Regions from separate parts of the Homo sapiens genome. Here region 2 is linked to region 1. Evidence: read pairs that join two places in POLR2A ChIA-PET (ENCODE). Cell type or tissue: GM12878. All regions are shown on one strand. Links, peaks and the distances in the headings refer to the core of each region. The heading gives the core; the rest is flanking DNA.

Region 1 (12,770 bases), core at 1,826-9,825:
GGCCCCTCCTACAACCAAGAAAGAGGCACAACACCTAGTGGGCCTATTTGGATTCTGGAGGCAAAATATTCTTCATCTGGGTGTGTTACTCTGGCCCATTTATCAAGTGACCCAAAAGCCTGCTGATTTTGAATGGAGTCCAGAACAGGAGAAGGCTCTGCTGCAGGTCCAGGCTGCTGTGTAAGTGCTGGGGCCATATGACCCAGCAGATTCAATGGTGCTTGAGGTGTCAGTGGCAGATAGGGATGCTGTTTGGAGCCGTTGGCAGGCCCCCATAGGTGAATCAGAGCAGAGGCCTCTAGGATTTTGGAGCAAGGCCCTGCCATCTTCCACAGATAACTACTCTTCTTTTGAGAGACAGCTCTTGGCCTGTTACCAGGCTTTGGTGGAAACTGAATGTTTGACTACGGGTCATCAAGTCACCATGCAACCTGAACTGCCTATCATGAACTGGTTGCTTTCTGACCCATCTAGCCATAAAGTGGGTCATGCAGAGCAGCATTCCATCATTAAATGGAAGTGGTATGTATGTGATGGAGCTCAGGCTGTTCCTGAGGGCACAAGTAAGTTACATGAGAAAGTGGCTCAAATGCCCATGATCTCCACTTCTGTCACCCTGCCTTCTCTCCCTCAGCCTGCACCAATGACCTCATGAGGAGTTCCCTATGATGAGTTGACAGAGGAAGAGAAGACTAGGGCCTGGTTCACAGATGGTTCTGCATGATATGCAGGCACCACCTGAAAGTGGACAGCTGCACCACTACAGCCCCTTTCTAGGACATCCCTGAAGGACAGCGGTGAAGGGAAATCTTCCCAGTGAGCAGAACTTCAAGCAGTGCATCTGGCCGTGCACTTTGCTTGGAAGAAAAAATGGCCAGATGTGCGATTACATACTGATTTATGGGCTGTAGCCAATGGTTTGGCTGGATGGTCAGGGACTTGGAAGAAGCATGATTGGAAAATTGGTGACAAGGAAATTTGGGGAAGAGGTATATGGATGGACTTCTCTGAGTGGTAAAAAACTGTGAAGCTATTTGTATCTCATGTGAAGGTTCACTAAAGGGTGACCTCAGTAATCAAGTGGATAGGATGACTCATTCTGTGGATAACACTCAGCCTCTTTCCCCAGCCACCCCTCTCATCACCGAATGGGCCCATGAACAAAGTGGCCATGGTGGCAGGGACAGAGGTTATGCATGGGCTCAGCAACATGAACTTTCACTCGCCAAGGCTGACCTGGCTACAGCCACTGCTGAGTGCCCAATTTGCCAGCAGCAGAGACCAACACTGAGCTCTTGATATGGCACCATTCCTCAATCAGCCAGCTACTTGGTGACAGGCTGATTATATTGGAGCTCTTGCATCATGGAAAGAGCAATGGTTTGTTCTCACCAGAACAGATACTTACTCCAGATATGGGTGTGCCTATCCTGCACACAATGCTTCTGTCAAGACTACCATCTGTGGACTCATGGAATGCCTTATCCACTGTCATGGTATTCCACACAGCATTGCCTCTGACCAAGGCACTCACTTTACAACCAAAGAAGTGCAGCAATGGGCTCATGCTCATGGAATTCACTGGTCTTACCATGTTCCCCATCATCCTGAAGCAGCCGGATTGATAGGACGGTGGAATGGCCTTTTGAAGTCAAAATGACACCACCAACTAGGTGATAGCACTTTGCAGGGCTGGGGCAAAGTTCTCCAGAAGGTTGTGTATGCTTTGAATCAGCATCCAATATATGGTACTGTTTCCCTCAGAGCCAGTATTCATGGGTCCAGGAATCAAGGGATGGAAATGGAAGTGGCACCGCTCACCATCATCCCTAGTGACCCCCCAGCAAAATTTTTGCTTCCTGTTCCTGTGACATTACGTTCTGCTGGTCTAGAGGTCTTAGTTCCAGAGGGAGGAATGCTGCCACCAGGAGACTCAACAATGATCCCATTAAACTGGAAGTTACGATTGCCACCTGGACACTTTGGGCTCCTCCTACCTCTAAGTCAACAGGCTAAGTAAGGAGTTACATTGTTGGCTGGGGTGATTGATCTGGTCTGTCAAGATGAAATCAGTCTACACAGGAGATCTCTTAGGGCGTCTCTTATATCATACCCTGTGATTAAGGTCAATGGGAAACTAAAACAACCCAATCCAGGCAGGACTACAGATGACCCAGACCCTTCAGGAATGAAGGTCTGGGTCACTCCACCAGGTAAAAATTCACCACCCACTGAGGTGCTTGCTGAAGGCAAAGGGAATACAGAATGGTTAGTAGAAGGTAGTCACCAATACCAGCTACAACCACATGACCAGCTGCAGAAACGAGAACTGTAATTGTCATGAGTATTTCCCCTTATTTTGTTAAGAACATGTTTGTGCATGTGTACACTTATACTAAGGAAATATCTTCATTTTATTTCTTTTCTTTTTCCTTTATCATATGACATAAGATTTATTGACTTTATATCAGCATTTAAGTGTTGTTAACTTTATGTAATAGCACTTAGGTTAAGGATTAGTGCACTTCCATTTGTACAAAGAATAGTTGTATTATGTTAGGCATAATTATGACCTTTTATTGATTGTCTTTATTTGAAGATTATGTATGATTTCAGGAGATGCGTACGGGTTCAAGTTGACAAAGGGTGGACTTGTGATTGTTAATACTGAATGTCAACTTGATTGGATTGAAGGATGCAAAGTATCGTTCCCGAGTGTGTCTGTCAGGGTGTTGCCAAAGGAGATTAACATTTGAGTTAGTGGACTGGGAGAGGCAGACCCACTCTCAATCCAGGTGGGCACCATCTAATCAGCTGCCAACATGGCTAGAATAAAGCAGGCAGAAGAAGTTGGAAGGACTTGACTCATTGAGTCTTCCGGCCTTCATCTTTCTTCCTTGCTTCTTTCATCCTCAACTATCTTTGCTTCCTTTCTTCCTGCCCTCAACTATCAGACTCCAAGTTATTCAGCTTTTGGACTCTTAGATTTACACCAGTGATTTGCCAGGGGTCCTGGAGCCTTCAGCAACAGACTGAAGGCTGCACTCTTGGCTTCCCTACTTCTGAGGTTTTAGGACTCAGACTGGCTTCCTTGCTCCTCAGCTTGCAGATGGCCTATTGTGGGACTTCATCTTGTGTTTGTGTGAGTCAATACTTCTTTATAAAAGTCCTTTCATATACACATCTATCCTATTAGTTCTGTCCCTCTAGAGAACCCTGACTAATACAGGTTCCAAGGAAAGCATGGCTACCTTGCAACAGAATTGAGAGTACATAAACATGGCCCAGAAATCCTGCATTTATAGGGAATAAAAAAATAAACCTATATTGAGAAAATTTCTGTTAACATGAACTAAAAGCGATTGTGACTTTTTGAGATATAAAACTGCCTCTAGTCTCCTCCTACCCCAACCTTCCACAGGGAGGGTGCAGGCTGAGAGGGTGACTCAGACACCAAATACGGCATATTCTCCAATGCCCACTTTAGAAGTGACCAAGGGGGATTTTGGCAAGGGACTTCCCAAAGAGTGGAGCCAAAAACCATAGAGAAATAATGAACTGAGGTTTGGGGAGCTATGCCCAGGGAGCAGTAATGGGGTCTAAGCCAGTAAGAATATTCCCTTCTCCCAAGGTAGGGGAACCTGGCAACATTGATCAACGAGGATTTCACAATGGCTATAAACCATGACCGCTATGTGCATCTCACTCTTCTCCTACTAGAAGACACCAGCAGGGGATGAGATTTGGAAGGATCTTGAGATGGACGCAAGCACCTGTGGGAGGGATGTGAAGAAAGGCAATGGAAAGCAGACTGGGGTTAATTGAATTATTTGTGCCTGTTCTTTTTTTCCCTCAAAAGAGAATTAGACATAACTCATTCTTGCCATCTTCTCAAGGCAAGCAGAGGATACTTCCCCATCCCTCACTTTAGGCTGGGCCATGTGACTTGCTTTGGCCAATCAGAAGTTGGTAGACATGAAGCAAGCGGATGTGCTGTGTGGTTGCACTCATCCTCTTGCCCCCTAGGAGACTCCCATGAGAAGAGCTTCCCCCTGGTAGCAGATACCCCTTCAACCTGGGCTCCAAAATGAATACAGAGCAACATACCTGAGCCCAGACCTGCAACCTGCAGCCAAGGCCGGTTTACCTGAAGCCAAAAGCAGAGTCTCATTCCAGCTAACCCGCAAACATAAGCAAAATAAGTAAATGTTTGTTGTTTTCGGCCAGACAGATTTAATGTTTGTTATGCGGCTTTATTGTGGCAATAGCAGACTAAGATATGTATTTTCCCATGTCATTTCATATTCTTTAAAAAGCACTCTTACAAATACATTGATTCCATTGAAAAATTTCATTTAGTTAACTATTTCCTGATTCTGAAATATTAGGGTTTTTACTAAATCTGTTTTTTTGCCTCTATTTTTTGCTTCTTATAACAATGCTATTAATAACATATTAATCCATAATTTTTCCATACTTTGATTTATTTTCATAGGGTTAAAACTGGATAATAACATCTACTTCCCAGAGCTGTTGTGATGGTTAAAAGACTTAAAATAATTAAACGCTAAACATATCATCTTTCATGTAATAAGCATTCAGTAATGATTGCTATTGTTTTTTGTTATAGAGTTCCAAAAGTAAGAAAAACAATTCCAAGCTCTTGATATGAAATATAAAACTATTTTCCAATAGTTATACCAATTTATACTGCTAACAGCATCATGTGAGTTTTAGCATACCTTCAAACAACTCCATTTTTTTAACCTTGGCTATTTTGACAGTTGAGAAATAATATCTTGCTGATATTTTAATTTTTATAGCTTTTATTACAAGTGAGGTGGAAATTATTTTATAAACTGTCTAACCATTTATACTTTCTCTTCTGCAAATTACCAGTTAACACGTCCATTTAATATGCCCATTTCCATCCAGTCATGATGTTGGTCTTCCTCTGACCTGATAGACTTACCTGGTGCCAAAGAACTGATTGATTTCTGTGCTTTTCAATATGATAGCCACCTGTGGCCACTGGGCACTGTGCCACAAGTTATAATATTTTGGATATAGTGAGTTTAATGAAATATATTATTAGAATTTATTGTATATGTTTCTTTTTACTTTTTAAAATATAGCTACTAGAAAATTTTAAACTACATATTTCTATTGGACAGAGCTACTTAGACCTTTGAATATCACTTGCTCTGAAATTCTTCTTGGTCAAAACTCTCATTGCCCACACCCTTATGTTGGGTTCTCCTGCTATTACATGGTCTATCAGCCATAGTCTGTTGTTAACCTTCTAGATAATGCTGTGTTGAGTCCAATCCCTCTCCTCGAAATCCCTGCTGCATTTCATTCTCCGAGTCTCACCTCCTCCTAATTCAGTTCCATCCTCCTGTGATTAATCCTCCCAAGTCTCAACACATCTCAATTAGGTTCTATTACAGATTCCTGGATGAAATGGCAAACTTGATTAGGATTTTTAAATCCTATAATGTGTGTTAAATAGATTATACTCACTGCTATCTATGTTTATATTCCATTTATTCTATTTCTAGCAATAAAACATGGCTTTTCAAATGCTGAGTATTTTTTATTTGAAAGTGCCATTGAAAGGTTACAAACATACAAAGCTAATAAACAATTGCATATGTTTTTCAAATTCCCCTACCTCTGCCCACACCTTCAAACGTAACCACTGTGAATCCTCTCAAAACCACAGTTGGTGAAGACAGCCAAAGGTTATATCTGTAGCCACGAACCCTCAAAAGTTTCCTAACACCAACTCCAGCTGACTAAAATGTCACAGACATTTACTTATAATCCCTGGGGTTTTTGAATCTATAAGGCAGCATGGGTATGGGTTAACTTACCTGGCCACAGTAGAATTTTTTAAAGCCCTTTATGAAGGATTCAAGAAAAAGAAGTCTGTAACGCTGATGCAAAGTAGAATTCTTAATGTATTGAAAGGGATTATCATATGTCACGTGGAAATTCAACCTCGTTTTTTAGATCCACAGCTCTTTCCTTGTTGCCTAAATTCGTAATCGTGAGGCTCATTTGCCTTAGAGAAGTATCTGCAGCACATTTTTAATGCCAGACCTGCTCCTTCCGCCGTTCTTGCCCCTTTCCAGCAAGCTATTTCCCACCTCCCCCAACATCCCCATGGCTGCCCAGGAATTAAAACCAATTTGAATATGTAATCATGTGGAATAATAAGCACAAGTGTACTCTCTGGGGTGCTCTCTGGCTGCTACTCATCTCCTTGCAACTAGTTTCCTAAGTGCCTTTGAGAGATGCTGAGAACGCCATGTTGACGGTTAACCTTTTAACAGTTTTGCCATTCTCTGTTCACTCTGGCTACAAGCCCAGCTCTAAAGGAGGCACAGGAAGTGGGGTGAAGGAAGGGTTTCCTTCCTTCTAAGACTCACTGGAGAAACATTCTCCATAGCCTGAGGAAGAGAGTTGAGCAGGCTTTGAATAGTGTATTTTTAAAACATTCATTATTCTGACAATGGAGTTTCATGAAACTAGCTTTTATTCCTTTTATGCAAGTCAAACAGAGATTGCCCAAAACATATTACCATGCCAGGAAGTAAATAACTATTGCCTTGTTTTATGAATATGAGAAATTTCTGTGAAGATGCCTAAATATTTTGATTAATTTAAAAGCAGATGAGCTGATGTGTAGGTATTTACAACATCAAAGTACTTTTCTGATTGACTCAGTTTCAAAAATGCAATATAAAAGGTAGAGCATTCATCTTAAATAGCAATTTAGAAGTGGATGCTTTGGGTATTCTGAGGCATTCAAAATCTGATTATTTTGATACTGATACTGCTATTTTGATGCAAACACTGCAGTGATCAATTTGGTGGATGTGAGGGGAGGGCCTCACTCGGTATCTAGTATTCCTTATTAAAATGTAAAAGCACCCACTGTACCTCTTGAATATATAAGAATAATGAGCCATACCAGTAAATATCTGAATTGCAATCAGTGTTGTTTTGCCTGTATCGTCTCATTTCATCTTCAAAGCATGTGTCTGGGAGATAGATATTATTAGGAGTAATCACTGATGTTGCTGAGATTGAGACTTCCTTCGCAGTTGGTTATAAAGATCTAAGAATAAATCATCTTTCTTGAACTCGAGCATATCCATTAAGGTCAGAATTTCTGCAGATTGAGCTGGAGCTATTTTTAGGTACGGTTCTAAAGCAGCTGCAATTCAAGTGTCACAGTGCATGCCTTTTTGGCTCAGCAGTTGATAGTTCTGCTTCGTGCTACTCTCCTTCCCCAGACTCCTGGGACCATCGCATAGAGGGTGCTTGAGACATGCTGCACTGGACGATGCACACACCCCATCTCTCCAACATGACTGTAAGCCCCTTTAGTTTTACAATATGCAAAACCTTAGCACAGAGCTCTACGCAATTAATATTGACCAATGTTCATTGATAATAATGTTCTATAAAATTTCAGAGGCCACCAGGATGCATCACAGTCCTGACCCCAATGCAGGAGACTGAAAGTCACCAAGGACTGAGACATGCTGTCGAGCCACAATCAGAAGAGAAACTGGAGTTGAAGAAGAGCCAGGTCTGGCCACACAGAGAAGTGAAAACCTCCATTTAATGGTCAGAGGCAAAGTACAAAGTTAGGCATCAGAGAAGTGTTCCGTTTTGGTCACTATTATTTCTTAAGAATCTTTCTGAACACTCCAGAACTAAAGGACTAGAAGTCCAGGGCCCTTGCTCTCAGTGTCTGATTAGCTGCTGTCATCTGCCTCGAAAGCTGCCCCATGGTTTTTTCCATCCTTGCTAGCAGCACAAACCAACTGGTTTAGCCTAACATTGATAAAACTACAGAATCTCAGATTTGGAAGGATGCTTTTAAAGCAAATAGCCAAGCTCCTAGCTAATTTTCTAATTTTGTTGCTACAAGAATAAAGAATTTAATGTGGGTGTGGAGGGAGAGTTATTTGAGTCCATTTTTCTTCTGGTCTTTCCCCTTTTCCAAGTATATAGGCAATCCTGCACTCATTGCCTCAGGGAGGGGAGGCAATTAGTCAGAAGATATAAATAGCCAATTGGCACTTTTTGTCTCTGTGTTTTAAAAGAGGGAACTTAGAATTTTGGGGATGATGTCAAGATCAAATGTGTGGGAGAAACAGAGGTCAAAGAGCATTGACTTCCTCCACCCACCACCTAGAATAGGATTCTCTGAGGTCTGAGGCATGGAGAGTGAAGAGCAGATAATGATGAGAACAGACAGAATGAGGGGTTCAAGAGCCAGGTTCCCTTCTTTCTGGGCAGTAGGTAGCAATACCCCAAAGCAGGAGGTAGCAATACCCCAAAGAGGAGATGGCTTCGTGCAGGGTCTAGGCACACCAGTTCATTGCCTCTTAAAGATTTCTGGTGTGAACCTGGGAGGCGAAGCTTGCAGTGAGCCGAGATCGCGACGCTGCACTCCTGCCTGGGCGACAGAGCAAGACTCCGGCTCAAAAACAAACAAACAAACAAACAAACAAAAACCAAACAAGATTTCTGGCCCTCAAGCTATGCAGCAAAATATCTCTGTGAGCCTCCAGTTCTAAAAGGCCATGCTGCAAGCCAAATACTCTCTCAGGGTAACTCAATGGGAACAGATGGCTCAGGGACCAGAAGGCTCACCCTCCCTCAATGTACTGCTAAAGGCACTAAGTAAATCCCAACAGGGTCTTTGTCTCAACCCCCGGGAAGAAGAGAGAAACCAATAATAATCGGAGAGTGTTACCCTTAGCCTGCTAGTACAAAGATAAAACATCAAATTGAGTTAGAGGAAATGTTATTTTTCTAGATCAATGCAGTCTATGGACTGAGATTCATAGATCTACTATACACATAAACACATGTAAAACTACTTAACACATAAAATGTTACCTATATTATTAGCAATGTAATATTATCAGTGAGTTGAAAGTCAGCTACAAAATCTGAATGTCAATTGACCTCCACGTGGTTATCTTATGTCCAGATGGAAAAACGTTGGTTCAACTCATTGTCTTTTTAAAATCCATTCTTAAAAGAGAAAATATTAATTAAAGATTCATTGTCACTTTAGGAGAAAGAGAAAAGAAGAAGGTGGAGTAAGTGTCTAGCTTTATTCCACAGGAATTTGTCCTCGTCTCTGCTTCATTCAGCACTCTGACAATTCCCTGGCAAAGTGTAGAATGTATATGCATCTCCATTAGATTTTTTCGTCTGCTAGATTTGACTATTTGTTTCAACTACGCTCCTTTTTTTTTTTTTTTTTTTTAAGAGATGGAGTCTTGCTCTGTTATCCACCCTGGGGTGCAATGGCACAGTCATAGCTTACTGTAATCTTGAACTCCTGGGCACAAGTGATCCTCCCACCTCAGCCTCCCAAAGTGCTGAGATTACAAGTGTGAGCCACTGTGCACAGCCCAATTATGCTACTTTTGAGTATTAATTAAGACAACTGAGATTCTGGCTGCCCACCCAACATCACATTATGCTAAATTTAAGCACCATATGAATGTACTTCTTTAATAACTTCTTTACTATTTTCCTTGTTCTTCCACTTTACTATTTCTGCAAACCTCCTAATATAGACCATTCAGTCTATCTCCCTTTTCCTCTCCTACACCCTGCTAGCTCAGCATGAGCTGCTGGAGAAAACTCCCACATCAGTGCAGATTGGTGTCACAACCGAAGCAAGGCTTCCAAATGCAGCTGGCCATCAGCATTTCACAGGAATGGCTCTCCTCCCTTGGCCAGTGGCATCACTCTCTCCTGATTCTCCTCCTACCTCCCCGCTTTTTGTTTCTCTGTCTTCTTTATAAGCTCTTTTTCTTCTTTTCTTAGATATTCATTCTTCCTGCGTTCTGGCTGGGGCGCTCATTCAACATGCCCCTCCTGGGAAATCTTAGGCATTGTGATAACTTTGACAATCTATACAAGCTAATGATTCCCAGATCCTTATCTCCAGCCTAGGGCCTTCTGAGCTCTGTGTCTGTAAGTTAATAGACATCTCTAGCTACATCATTAACACATTTTAAACACAAGTCCTAAAATTAACTCATTTTCTATTATCTCATCCAGCAACTCCTGTATTTCCAATTTTGAAAAAGCCCATCTTTTTGTGTGGGCATGTGTATACTTGGTTTGATCTCTGTTCCATTCTTTCCGGAATGTTTGATTGTATCCCATGTTCATTAACAGGTGAACATATTGGCTGTTTCTCCAATAAAAAATGAAACAGACCATGTGTCTGCACCTAACTAGTATTCAATAAATGGTTGCTGAATAAGTGAATCATTTCCATGATCCACTAGTTTAATAATCTTATCAAAAAAGACAATAAGTATACTGATAAAACTTTCATTTAAGAACCAATGACCCCAATTATACTCATTATTTTCCTTTCCTAAATGCTGATGATCAATTCATTTACTATTTCACTTGGGGTACACATCAAGCTTATTGGTTTATAATTCATAAAGTCATGAGAATGAGTAGACACTTCCTCTTCTTTCTTTTGGAAATCAGAATTAAAATGGGTCTCTGTGGTTGTAAGGGAACATGCTCATGCTCTGTAATTCCTCATCGATTGTCATTTATGTTTCCACAACCTTACCTGCCCTTTCTTCCAGGAACCAATGACCTGGTTTATACAAACATGGCTAATATGAACTCATTTGGATAGCTCTTTGTGATTCTTAGATAAATCTAAGAATTTAGATTCCTCTTACTAATATTTATTTTTCCCTTCTGACTGAAAATACTTCTCTTTGACCAAGAAGAAAAAAATTCAAACACCAATTCAATATTTCTCGAATTTTTTTCCTATTGTCTATTAACATTAATTTTCCTTAATCAATATTCTTTCCTTATTTTTCTAACTCTAAAAATGACTGTGAGACTCCACTTTTGTTGTCCTTTGTGCTTTTTGCAAACCTCTACTCATTCTGGGTTTTAACTTTCCTGACTCGGCTTTTCCAGTTTCCCAACTCAGCTTTTCCAGTTTCCTGACTCCATTTCTGCTTAGTTCCTTTCCTCTCCTTCCAGCTCACGGTTGCATTATTCTAAAATTAGTATTAAAATGCCAATAAATGCCTTGACAAATAATAGTTATTGAGCATTTATTATGTGCGAGACACATCACATTCAATTTTTTAATTTTACCATAACCCAGTGGAATAGTTATTACTAAGATCCCTATATTATACATGAGGAAATGAGACTTAATGAGATTCAGAAGTTTCCCAGTGTCACAGAGCTAGTAAACTACAGATCCAGAGGCTTAAGCCCAGGTCTGAATGACTAAAAGCCAAGACCCTACTGTCCAAGTTTAGTCTTCTTCTGTGTGAAAAGTACCATAACACTGAGCTCACAAACTCAAAGGGTCCAGAAGCCATGTACTAAAATAGGAAATGCACATGGGTGAAGAGGGCCAAGTGTTTGCATAGCAAACACGTTGGAATATTCTTTCCTTCCACAAACATATTTTTTCCTTTTTTTGTTATCTTCACACTTTCAAGATAAATACATAGGGAAAAATATTCTCTAATTATGCAAAAAGTAATAATGTGAGTTTGATAAATGGCAGTGGATATTCAGGTTAAGGTAATCAACAAGAAGTAGGGGCACTGCTGTGAACAGAAAAGCATAGTCCCCACTTCAGTGGTTCTCAAGGTGTGGACTCTGACTCTGACCAGCAGCATCAGCATCATCTGGGAGCCTGTTAGAAATGCTAATTTCGGGGCCCCATCCCAGACCTACTGAATGAGAAATTCTAGGGTGGGGCCCAGAAAACTATGGCTTAACAAGCCCCCCAGGTGATTTTGATGCACACTCAGGATTGAGAAACACTGCCGTACCTAAAGGGAATACCTCCCGCTCCTCTCCAGCTGATTGTTTCCATGTGGGGAGTATGGATCTTAGGTCATCAGTGCCTCCATGTTCAAAGGGAAGCAGAAGTCTCCATTATTTTAATTCTCCCAATTATTAAATACTGCTTCAAATGTTTTTAATATGCAATAGATGAAACAAAACACATGTAGGCTACTTCTGGCCTATAGACCATTCAGTAAATGACCACTGAACAGAACCTAAGTTATATTAAACATTAGAATTATTTTACTAGTAACTACTTATGGAAATATCAATTAATTGGCAAATGAAGGAAAGTCTCCTTTTCATTATAACCACTTGTTGTTTGGGAGAGCAATCTGCCCACCTTATAATAACATTTGATAGAGTTTAAATGTTTTGATCAAGGTTTTTTTTTTTACCCTGCCTGGAATTTTCAAGATATGATTCATGTTTGTATTGTAATTTTAAGTATTATGAACTAAAACATTAGCTCTAAGTGATATGGACAGGAGGCAGGGAAATGCTGGGTAGAAAAGGATTGTTCCCCAGCAAAGGCCCCAACTTCAAGCCTGGAAACCCGAGGCCCTAAATGAGAACAGGCATTCCTGTTTTTGCACCCAAAAGTTGCCTTTTGGCCCACCACACTCCCTATCCTGTACCCATATAAACCCCAAACTCCAGGCTCCATGAGCAGATGAACAGAAGAGCAGAAGAGCAGCAGAATGGTGGAGCAGAGAAAAGAGGAGATGGAGCATCTGAACATCGAGAGGAGTTTGGCTGGGGCTGGTTGGAGAGGATATCGGCTGCTAGATGGCCAAACTCCAGGGAAAGATCATCTTCCCACTCCATCCCCTTTCCAGCTCCCCATCCATCCCACTGAGAGCCCCCTC
Region 2 (12,770 bases), core at 2,520-10,519, 110 kb after region 1:
TCCAGAAAACTTTTCTTTTTTCTCTTTTGAGACAAGGTCTTGCTCTGTTGCTCAGGCTGGAGTGCAGTGGTATGAACATGGCCCACTGCAGCCTTAACCTTCCCGGCTCAAGCAATCCTCCCACCTCAGCTTTCTGAGTAGAGCTGGGACCACAGATGCACACTACTATGCCTGGTTAATTTTTAAATTTTTTGTAGAGACGGGGTGTCCCTTCACTCCCAGGCTGGGCTTGAACTCCTAGGCTCAAGTGATCTTCCCACCTTAGCCTCCCAAAGTGCTGGGATTACAGGTATGAGCCACCTCGCTTGGCCTTTTCTTGATTTCTCTCAGCAGAACCTACCAGTTCATTCTTGATGGTCCTACAGGGCCTTCTGACCTTGTTGTATATCACAGTCATCATTTGTTGCTAATGTTTATCTTCTCACTAAACCACAGACTCTAAGGAAAGGACTGTCCTTTGTTAATCTTTAATTCTGAGTTCCTAACATAATATCTTGCCCAGCATAATTGTTGAATGAAGGAAACTAACAATTGAATGAATGAAAGTTAGAGTAGATCTAAAATACATTCCTGGGAAAATTTTAATGTTACCTTTGGATTAATAACTTTTCAGAGTTGGGCAATATCATTGATTTCTTAATAGTGAAAGAGAAGGCGAAGCATGTATTCTACAGTCTGTGACCAACAATGTGAGAGAGGTCACAATTGTTTCTCTGGGACACATTCTCCAGGAATTCTGAAATAGAAGAGGTTGTGATGGGAAAGAAGGGAAGAAAAATAAAGAATTTCAAAAAGTCAGTGACTTATGGTTTTGCTAGATAAAAAAGGAAAATGTTTGCTTTGATATCATTTTCAAATATATGAACTACTAGCCAGGTGCGGTGGCTCATGCCTATAATTCTAGTGCTTTGGAAGGCCAAGGTGGGAGGATCACTTGAACCCAGGAGCTCAAGGCTGCAGAGAGCTATGACTGCACCACTGAGCTCCAGCCTGGGTGACAAAGTGAGATCCTGTCTCAAAAAAAAAACCCAAATATATATATATATATAAAATACATATATATTATACATATATATAAATAAAATACATATATATTATACATATATATAAATAAAATACATATATATTATACATATATATATATATGTTACCAGAAAGGAAACCATAACTAACAAATATTGTACAAGTTAGGAGAGAAGGAGTATTTGTGTCTGGTAATATAAAGCTGTGTAAGTGATACTATGAAGGCACATCATTCTGGCAGGCAGGCAGGACATTGGCTAAGAAGACATGATGCTCTATTAATAATTGTCATTATTGATAGAGTTCTACCGAAGTGTTCATAATTTTTTGTGGTCATTGTTTCCTTCTTAATGACGGGAAAAATAATATTTTTTGTGTGCGGCATCAGAGTATAGAATCTCGAGATCTGTTTACAACTTACTTAACTGATGTGTGTGCTTTTGATGGTTCTACTTCTTTATTTATTTGTTTTTATTCTGAAAAGTTAGATGGGGAAGAATAGTCCCCCAAACCCCACCTTCCACATCTCATAGATGCTGTACTTATGATTCTCTGATCCATTTCTATGTAGAGGTAGAATTAATCATCCAAGATGTACTGAAAGATTTTATATATTAATAATAGGATGACAATCTGACCTCTACTGTTTTTATTTTCAAAGCATGGTTCGATCTCAACCAGCCACAGAGACCACTGATGAATCAGTCCCTGGATGGTGCAGGCAACCTCAACATTACCCACCTCCTACCCGGCTTCTATCAGCCTTCCTGAGAGTGGTATTATTTAGAAATTCTCTTTTATGACATGCAATACCTCTCTTCTTCTAGGTCCTATATTATAGCCTTGAATCAAATCAAACTGTCAAATGAGATGTCTATCAACAAAATCTGCAAGAAATAGTCATAGAAAATTTACTATTTAACTTCCTATTAAAAAATCAGTGGGCTCATTAATGACTACTCCTTACATAAAGTTTCAAGTGTAACATTTCTTTAAAACAAAAAGAGAGAGAAAAAGAGTACAGGACTAGGAAAGTCTTCACTACCCTAAAAGAAATTGTGTGTGCTTCCTGTTTCTTAATAAGGGTAAGTCAAAATTACAGCCCAGAAGCCTGCTGACTTCTCTGGGTTCTCCCAGCCCTATTCACAGTAAAAGTTCTACCTCACCATTATCAGGCAACATGGCTACTCCAGCCCTTACTTGCTGTCTCTTAAGTTCATATCTCCATCTCTTCTTGCTTTTCTTCTATTTTTCTTAAGCCTTTAAGTCTTGCTCTTTGATTCATTCATGCAATAAATGTATTGAAATATATTGAGAGTCCACTATGTATTAAATATTATGCTATGTACCAGAGATTATGAATAAGACAGAAACAGTCATGGAGTTTGCAATTTAAGTGAGGTTTAGCTGTTTTACAAACCCATGATTTTTCTGTTGAAATTCCAGGCTTTGTACAGCTCAGTTAGTCCCCAGTATTGGTCCTCCTGGTCCAGAGGCCCCTGCAGACATTACGTGCCCATCAAGGAGCTGAACAGCAAGGTGATGAAAATCGAAGTTCTACTCATTTGCAACCTCCTGCTAAGGGGCAGATTCTGCCAAAGGCTACTGACTTTTGAGGATGTTCTAATTCCCCTGACATGATCTTTGTCTACCTCTTCACCCACTCTGTTCCTTGCATGCTCTACTTAGTACTTAATTATCCCATTTCCCTGATCACTCTGTCTTTCAATTTTTTATGTCTTTGCAAATGCTGTTCCTTCTTACCCTTCCTTTGCCAACTCATCCATCTGGCATACTCCCATTTATCATTCAAATTACTGCTTAGGACACCTTCTCCTAGATGCCTGCTGGCATCTCCTCTATTCTTTTCCTCCTTCCCCAAAGTACTCCCTCCCTCTTCTGTACTGGAGTGGTAGAGTGCAACAGTTTCTAGCTTGCTTTCCAAAGTCAAATTCATCTGAGTTCATCTCCTGGATGTACCACTTAGTCACTATGTGGCCTTGAACAATGTATATAATCTTTCTGGGTCCCAGTTTTGTGATATGCAAACTTTCCTGATAGACAGTAATACTATCTATCCCATAGGATTGTTCAAATTAAATTATATAAAGAATACACAGTACTTAGAACAGATTCAGACACATAGGAAGCAATTTTACCATTGGTCATATGACATTAGGTTATAGTTATTTATTTAGGTTCGCTCTATCCCACTAGAATGGCAGCTCCTTAAGAGTAAGAACGATGTTTTATTCATCACAGGGCCCAGCATACAGTAAATGTGGGTTCTGAACTGAACCTAATAACGGTATAAAATATGTATATCATAATTCATTGCAATTCAAATGCAAGGAATTTTAAATAACAACTCATAGGGACAGCTGTGCTAACTGCAATTAGAGATCACCCTGTTCCCATGGCCTTTTAAAAACTTCCTCTTCCTATATGGCTTAACATCCATCATTCTACAGTTATCTATCAAATGCCTGCTAGGTGCCAAAGCAGTGGAGATACCTTAGTGAATGTTGGCAGCCCACACCTCCAGAAAAGAAATGAACAAGTAAACCAGCTCTATTAGTCCATTCTCGCATTTCTATAAAGAAATGTCTGAGACTGGGTAATTTATAAAGAAAAGAGGTTTAATTCGCCCACAGTTCCACAGGCTGTACAGGAAGCATGGCAGCATCTCCTTCTGAGGAGGCCTCAGGGAGTTTTCACTCATGGCAAAAGGCAAGGAGGGAGCAGATATCTTACATGGCAAGAGCAGGACTGAGAAGGAGTGGGGAGGTACTACACACTTTTTTTTTTGAGATGGAGTCTGGTTCCGTCGCCAGGCTGGAGTGTAGTGGCGCGATCTCGGCTCACTGCAACCTCTACCTCCCAGGTTCAAGGATTCTCCTGCCTCAGCCTCCCGAGTAGCTGGAACTACAGGCACGCTCCACAACACCCAACTAATTTTTGTATTTTTAGTAGAGATGGGGTTTCACCATGTTGGCCAGGATGGTCTCGATCTCTTGACCTTGTGATCTGCTCACCTCAGCCCCCAAACTGCTGGGACTACAGGCGTGAGCCACCGCGCCCACCCTACACACTTGAACAACCAGATCTAACAGTAACTCACTCACTATCATGAGAACAGCGCCAAGGGAACGGTGCTAAACTATTCATGAGGAACCACCCCCGTGATCCAATCACCTCCCACCAGGCCCCACCTCCAACAGCGAGGATTACAATTGAACATGATATTGGGGTGGGGACACAGATCCAAACCATAGCTACTGTAACCGCCTAATGGGTCCACCTGGCCCGTTGCCTAGACAGAGCCGATTTATCAAGACAGGGGAACTGTAATGTTGAAAGAGTGATTACACAGAACCAGCTGTGCAAGAGACCAAATTTTATTATTACTCAAATCAGTCTCCCCGAGCACTCAGGGATCAGAGTTTTTAAAAATAATTTGGCGAGTATGGGCTCGGATAGTGAGGAGTGCTGATTGGCTGGGTTGAAGATGAAATTATAGGGGGTCGAAGTGAGTTCTTTCTTGCTGACTTCTGCTCCTGGGTGGGATTGCAGAACTGGTTGAGCCAGATTATTTGTAGGTCTGGGTGGTGTCATCATCTGCTGCATAAGAATGCAGGGTCTGCAAAATATCTCAAGCACTGATCTTAGGTTTTACAACAGCGATGTTATTCCCAGGAGCAATTTGGGGAAGTTCAGACTCTTGCAGCCAGAGGCTGTATGGCATGGCATAATTTCTAATTTTGTGGCTAATTTGTTAGTCTTACAAAGGCAGACTGGTCCCCAGGCAAGAAGGGGTTTTTCGGGAAAGGGCTATTATCAATTTTGTTTCAGAGTTTAAACTATAAATTCCTTTCCAAGGCTAGTTTGGCCTACGCCCAGGAATGAACAAGGACAGCTTAGAGGTCAGAAGCAAGATGGAGTCGGTTAAGTCTGATCTCTTACACTGTCATAATTTCCTCAGTTATGATTTTTACAAAGGTGGTTTCATTACCAGCTTATACCATAAAGTCCTGCTGGGAGTCACAGTGGGATACCATGCAAAATGCTGTGAGAAAACTTCAGAGAAGCAACTAACCAATTTTTGGAGTCCAAGAAAGGAAATCCTGCTGGAATTAGGAGACCATAGACTTTTCGAAGTGTACCCTTTACCCACTTACCCACTAAGTGATCAACCTGTTGCCCAGAGGCGCCCCTTGTCCAGAGACATCCTGTGCTAACTTGTTCTTGCATTGCTATAAAGAAATCACCTCAGACTAGGTGATTTATAAAGAAAACAGGTTTAATTGGCTCAGGCTTCTGCAGGATGTAGAGGAAGGATGCATCTGCTCAGCTTCTGGGGAGGCCTAAGGGAACTTTTACTCAAGATAAAGGTGCAGCGGGAGGAGGCATGTCAAAGGCAAAGACAGGAGCAAGAGAGAAAGTGGGGGGAGGTGCAAAACACTTTTAAAGGACCAGATCGCTCAAGAACTCATGCACTACTGAGAGGACAGCACCAAGTCATCAGGGATCCACCCACATGACTCAAACACCTCCCTCCAGGCCCCACCTCCAACGCTAGGGATTACATTTTAACAGGAGATTTGGTGGGGACGCATATTCAAACTATATCACACACTTCTGTTACTATTAAGGACAGATTCTGAACAGCAGTGCCTTAGGGTCTTGGACAACGCTAACTTCCTTACAGCATTACTCCCGGAAGGATATCCAGCCCTTAGAAGCTGATATAGTTAAAAGCAAATAGATTGTAAAAACCATAAAATGCCTGGGGCCATGCTAACTAGAGCTCTGAGGCCTCTGAGAATTGACTGCAGTAAATCTTCCTGTCTTATGCAACCACATGTCTCTTCTTAGAAGGATCCAGGTTTTTTCAAATCACCCGTTAAAATTATTCATCCATAAATTATTTTTATTATGATCTAAAAGGCTTTAATTCTGTTTGATGTAATCCGTGCTTTACATACAAAACATTCTGAGATAATCTCTAAGTTTTCATCAATTTATTAGACATCTACTGAGGTGCCATGATCATTATCACAAACTGAAGGGTTTTCATATCTTGACTTTTTTAATTCTTTGTCTCCAATCTTAATTATCACACACTCAATTTTCCCACACCTGTAGGTTTATTTATATAGTGAAGTAATTTGGGGAAGGGTATAAATACACTGAAGAATGCAAAAGTCAACAGAATCCCTCATCAGACTTTCAAATGGCTTCTGGACATAGCTCAGCTGTCTCCTTTCTGGAACTTCCAAACTGTATAGCAGGGGCTCCTTCCTTTATCTGAGCATCACACTAGGGCATGCTCAGGACAGTTCTCTTTAATTCATACTTTTTTTTCTTTCCATGTCAACTACAGTACTTTGCCCCTGGTATCACTAACAGAATATAATTCCAGGTGTTGAATTTGAGTTCATTGGTAAAGGTTAAGGGCTCTGATTGTCTGGAAGAACTCAGTTTGAATTTTAACTCAGCCACTGACTAGCTGTGTGACCTTGGGAAATTTACGTCACATCTCTAGACCTAGTTTCCTTATCTGAATAGAGTGGTTATAAAGATTGCATGAGATAACATATGTGAAAAGCTTAGATCATTTTAATAACCAAGAATCTTTCTGTTTTACATGTATTAACTCATTTATCCCTTATAAGATGACCATCCCATGGGACACTTAGGGATATATGTCATGTCACTATTTTACAGGGAGTTCATATCTCCCCTACATGGTACATTCTGTAACTCCCAGTCACAAAGATGAAGGCCAGCTTTCTTACCAAGGCCAGGCTTGAGGTGCTAGTTGCTCTAGGCATACAAGCCCTCAAACCCTTCTAAATAGCGCTTTTCACATGCTCCACGCAGCTGTTTCCCTGAGATAGGCAGCCTGCAACTCTTTGCACTAGCTGCAAACATGTCTCTGCATTTTAGTCCGACAGAGCTGGCTTTGCTGACATCAAGGACGTGGTGCAAAGCACAGCTCTTTAGTTTCCAAATGAATGAAAATGACATATTGAAAGCGGGGCTGGCCACAGTATCTAGCTAGAAAACAATAATGACTCACAGGAAAGACAAAGACTGAGTAAGCACCAACGAAAGGCCACTCATCCCTTCATTAACATCACTGGGGAAAATATGGTCTCACTATGGAACAACCAAAAACATACAGACAAAAGTCTCCTGGGCTTTTGAGCATAGTCTAATTCCCATCTGGCTTATAAATTTCCTAACTTCTAAATTAATTACACTAGGAGTTGGAAGAGAATAAACAGTGGCCATAGATATTAGAAATTTTTACATGTGGCATGTATCTGCATCACGACTAGCATTGCTAATCAATTGTGAAATGACTATTAGGTAGCTTTGATAAGAGAGTTTCTTATTAGTCTTAGATATTGGACTACAAAAATAGTCCACCAGCAACAAAAAGAGATTGAATCTTCTTTACTACATCTGTATATTGTCAGAGGTCCAGACAGAAATCTAAAAAATATATAAGAATAAATAAAATATTTATTGTGATACTCCTTCCTTGTTTAATATATTATCATGACAATACATGTCTTAATGCTATGTAATTTTGGCATATCTTAAATATAAAAGTGTCCAATTGATTCATTATTTTTATAGCTAATTATTCAATATATTAACAATTATATTTGTGCAACAAAAACATATCTTGATTTTTAATGCTGGTAAATGTTAAGATTTTGAAGTAAAAATACTATTTACATAATATTCCTGAGAAAAATTATTCAGGTAAAAGGCTCTTGTGAATCACTTTCTTGGGGACCTTGCAGGAATTACCAACAAAAATTGAGAGCCATAAAGGAAATGTCTGAAATATTAGAGGCTGTGTGTCAAAGTATCTTGTATTAACTAAATCAAGCGCTTATTAACAGAAGACAAACCTTGTATATATTTTTAATGTTTTTGGCTCCCCAGCATCTAAGCCCCTTCACTATGCATGAGAAACCTCATGAGGCAGAGCCCACCTCCCACTCTAGAAGCTGAACATTCTAAGTACTAGCTTGCCTGGCCTCTCTTGCAGCTAGGATGATGGCATGTGGCTTTGAGTCATCTGATTGGATGCATTCCCCTCACATTTTGAACCCAGAGCTCATGACCAAAGAAGGAGGAACCTCAAGGAGTCCATTCTGGCAAGGGTAATAGCAGGGACAGAAGCTATATTCATTTTGCAGAAGCAGCAAGCATAACAATTCTAGTGGCCACCTCCAGTGCCAGCATCAGGCTGGAGGTAAGACAAGCTGTGGTGTCAGTGCCTATTGGCAGAGGCATTGATATCTTCCTGGAATACTTCTGTTGCATAATGTTGGTCATAGTGCCAGGCTCCACAGCCTCCAAGCTCAGTTCTCCAGCACTTCTAGAGACTGTCAGGCATACCAATATTCTTTAATAAATTCTATCACATGAGACCAGAATCCTGATTATTTCATTGTTTTTACTTTAGAAAACATTGGACTTCTTTTAAAATAAAAAATGAACAAAGTTTTCAATATTTATTTTTAAAAATATTTACTCCAGCTATATATTATAGCTTGGGGAATGAGGTAGTTTCTCAAGCAAGCCAAGGTAATGCACAGGCTAATTAGTTAAGAGAGAAAAGGACACAGAAACACAAGTTTTGCAATGGCAAGGCAATTGTCAGCCTTGAGATTGCAAAAACATGTGCTGTGAGTTTGGGGTATTCTCACTTTAAATCCCAGAATATAGTTTCCAGGAGGCAATGACTGTGTATTAACATGCAATGTGCATCAGCATTTAACTGTTTTCTCTTACCTCTGCAGTCCTCATACCATACTTTGGCTTCCAGCCTGTTCTCTCTCCTCAGCTGACTGGCCTACTAAGGGGGCGTGGCTTTGGGAGAAATTCCCAACCACTGAGAACATCTTGGAAATCCTAGGTCGGGCTAGGGGCAGTGGCTCACGCCTGTAATCCCAGCACCCTGGGTGGCTGAGATGGGCAGATCACCTGAGGTCAGGAGTTCAAGACCAGCATGGTCAACATGGTGAAATCCCGTCTCTACCAAAAATACAAAAATTAGCTGGGTGTGGTGACACACACCTGTAATCCCAGCTGCTTGGGAGGCTGAGGGGGGAGAATCTCTTGAACTTGGGAGGTGGAGGTTGCAGTGAGCCGAGATCGCGCCACTGCACTCCAGCCTAGGCAACAGAGCAAGACTGTCTCAAAAAAAAAAAAAAAAGAATAGAAGGAAAGACTCCTAGGTCAACCTTCTGGCCCCATTGAACTTGCTCTCATTTTATTAATTCTCTTTCCACTTTCTTGTCAGAGTTCCTTAATACAATTTTGCTTCTTTAAAGAAGATCCTTAACAATGTATTGTACACAGTACTTGAAAATTGCTAAGAGAGTAGATTTTAAATGTCTCACCACAAAAAAATAAGGTGAGATAATGCATATGCTAATTAGTTTGATATAGTCATGCCACAATATATACAAATATCAAAATATCACATTGTACACCATAAGTATATATAATGATTGCCAATAAAAATAATTAATTTCTTAAAAAAGGAGAGTCTTGGCTAGTCTACTGCATTTCAACCTAATTCTTAGGAACTAAAATCATAGCAGTGACTTGTGCATGTGTAGACCGTTCTGGCTTGAGTTGGCCAAATATTATCTCTCACTAGCATTAAGGAATTTCTTCCTCCTGTAATTCTGAAAGAACAGAAAACCATCTGAGAAAATTATATCCATCCTATTCCCAGAGAGTAGTGCCACTTTAGCAAAGTATCTTAACAAAGGGTTTTTAAAAATTAACTTAATAATTCCATTTAAAAATGTTTGTCTTAGTAAGTTAAAAGGTTATTCAGGACGTGGATGATTCAGGGTGGTTGTGTTTTATAAAGTGCTTTCCAAAGCAAACATCTATGACATTTTGAACATATCTTTTTTTTAGAGATGGATCTTTTTTCTCGCTCTGTCACCCAGGCTAGGAGTGCAGTGGCATAATCTCAGCTCACTGCAACCTCCACCTCCCAGGTTCAAGCAATTTTCCTACCTCAGCCTCCCAAGTAGCTGGGATTACAGGCGCCTGCCACCACACCCTGCTAATTTTTGTATTTTTAGTAGAGATGGGAGTTTCACCATGTTGGCCAGGCTGGTATTGAACTCTCAACCTCAGGTGATCTGCCCACCTTGTCCTACCGAACTGCTGGGAGCCACCGCACCCGGCTGCATTTAGAACATATCTACTTATTAAAGGAGAAGCCAAGCAGTAGCGAAATACACTAACTTATTCACAGTACACAGCTCGTCCCAACTGGAACTGCATAGTTGGGACTCAAAACCAGGCATTAGACTTCAAACCTCATTTTTTTCCTCAACATAACTACGCCTGCCACATCCAGAGCCAAGAGCCATTTCTAAGGGAAACTGTTCCATCTGGAGCCCCAAGAGCAGCCTTAGCCGACCATGGTGGTTTTGTTTTACCCCTCTCTGGTCTCCACGGATTGAACAGGATTGGGTAACTGACCCCAAAAAAAAGCCAATCCACAGATTGGTCAGCAGCCTGTAGGATGGCCTGGCACAAAAACTTTTGACTCAACAGAGGTGATCTGAGTCAACCAGATTCTAGCTGACTCTTGTTGCTTCTAATCAAGAGACTCCAGTTGACTCAATCTTTCTGGAGATAATTGTATACATTATTCTGATTAACTGATTGCGTAGAATAACCTTGTTCAACTTTCTATTTCACCACTCTTAGGAAAACATGTCCTAACAGAACAAGATATTACATGTTTGGAAGTTCCCAATCTTCTTAACTTCTGATAAACAGTTTTTCTTTTAGAAATACTTGCTCCTTTGATTCCTTGGCTCCACACAGTCTTGGTCCTCTATTTTTTGGTGCCTCCTTCCTCTATGTTCTAGATAATATGCTGAGTGTTTTACATAAATTATTTTATTGAAGGCTCATGACAATCCCATAAAGTAAACACTATCCCCATTTTACAGATGGAGAAAGCGAGGCACAGGGAGATACTGTTGGTCTGGATCAGGGTTGTGGTAGAGAAGGGAAGAGGACAGATTACAGATATATTTTGAAAGCAGAACCAACAAGGCCCGGTTGCTGAATTAGATGTGGAAGTGAGGGAAAGGACGAATCAAGGATGATGCTTAAGTAACAGGGTGAATTGTGTTGCCATTTGTCCAGCCAACGGCTCATCTCTAATTGGATATTCCAGAAGTATCTCAAGGTCAACATGTCTAAAACTGAATTCATCATTTTTTTTCCACAAGACCTTCTCTTTTTCAAATATTTTCTTCTTCAAAGAATTTCATCATCACTGTTATTAGTGGCAAGTGCTTTATAGAAAGGGATACAAATGAGAGAAACAATAAAAACTATAATAAACATTTTTCTAGAATTTCAAATTGTTTCCTCCCAACTTTTTCATTTGTTTACTAGGCTTTTAGCTCCCTCATTTAACCATAAGCTTCTCAGGAACAGAGCTTGTGTCTGTAATTAGACCTAACATTGATTGAGTATTTTCTAAATGTCATGGCTTGTGCTAAGCCGTGGCTGCATCACCCACGTAACTCTCCTTACAACCACGCCTCATGAGGCTGTTAAGAATAAGGTTAGACTGCCTGAGTTCAAATCCTGTCTCCGTCGTGTGATTTGGGACAAGTTATTCAACTTTTCTGTGCCTTGGTTATCACATGGTACTCTGAGAGTATAGAGGAAAGACATGTAACCCAGATAGATGAGATCAAAGAAGGCTTTCTAGAATGGAATGAAATGCCAAGTTAAATCTTCATTCGCAGAGCTATTAGGGGAAAGGTGTTGCAGGCAGAGAGAGCAGCTGATGTGAAGGCCAGGAAGTAAAGTGAAACATGGAGGTTTGATAACTGCCAGTGCCATTTATCAAGAGCAGGAAAGGGACATGAACGTAAATGTTTACAAGCACCAGGCAAGTAAGGAAAATAAGTGAGGCTGGCTGGGGGTAAGACAATGGGAAGATGTGGGTTCCTGAGGCAAACTGCTGAGCCCAGGACTCACCTGAAGGGGCCACCTCTACTGAGGTCACACTCCCCTCCCTCACCAAGTTCCAATACACTGCTTATACTGTCTGGAGGCTCCTTCACTTGCTATATGCTCCACCTGCAAATTGCTTTGCAAGGCTGGCTCCTGAACATCATTTCAGCTCAAATGGCATTTGAAAGATGCCTCCTCTGATTACCACCCACATGCCAGCTCCAGACCTGTCAGTACTCCACTCTAGTTTATTTCTTCTGAGCACTTACTATTACGTGAAATTATTTTGTTCATTTGTTTATGTGTACATTTTGTGTCTTTAATTGTATGTTGGGTATATAATATAAACTGTATTGGAGCAGGAAACTTTTCCAACACCTACAACAATAGCTGACACACAGTAGAAGCTCAACAAAGCCCATTTATTAATTTTGAATAATCAAGTGATGGTTTTATTGTACACTTACTCCGTGCCAGGTACAATGGACTACAGTGATAGATTTGACAATCATCAGAACATAGGTAGTAGCTAAAAACACAGGAATGTGTGAGAAAAGCCAGGGCATGTGGGTGGAGCCAAAAGATAACAGATCAAGAGAAATTCATTGTAGGCCTCAACATACAAAGAAAAACCCCAAAGAGACTGATCAGGATAGCAAGGGGAGGATCCAGGAAAGAAGTGGTATCACAGAAGCCAAAGGAAAACA

The links. ChIA-PET counts read pairs that join two places held together with the same protein. Peaks named below come from ENCODE experiments on the same cell type or tissue, not always from the same donor. Only the 100,000 strongest peaks of a DNase experiment are listed, where the experiment ranks them.
Region 2: POLR2A ChIA-PET joins it to region 1 with 14 read pairs; 2 of 35 experiments call an interaction of 5 or more read pairs at or near these places.

Annotation. Positions count from the first base shown.
Region 1 is chr11:109,965,022-109,977,791 of GRCh38, forward strand. It overlaps LOC105369484 (a long non-coding RNA gene), which reads left to right. Exons shown (of 3, transcript XR_948004.2): 2 at 7,305-7,384; 3 at 7,487-7,974. Among named protein-coding and RNA genes, the nearest start is that of ZC3H12C, 120 kb to the right of the region's middle. In GM12878, for the core only: no CTCF peak of the experiment used is centred there; DNase peaks (open chromatin) are centred at 5,810, 6,275, 7,240 and 7,590; H3K4me3 peaks cover 790 bases; H3K27ac peaks cover 3,048 bases.
Region 2 is chr11:110,071,004-110,083,773 of GRCh38, forward strand. No RefSeq gene overlaps it. Among named protein-coding and RNA genes, the nearest start is that of ZC3H12C, 16 kb to the right of the region's middle. RefSeq lists enhancers at 5,340-5,634, 6,723-6,892, 7,193-7,242. In GM12878, for the core only: no CTCF peak of the experiment used is centred there; a DNase peak (open chromatin) is centred at 7,038; H3K27ac peaks cover 1,459 bases.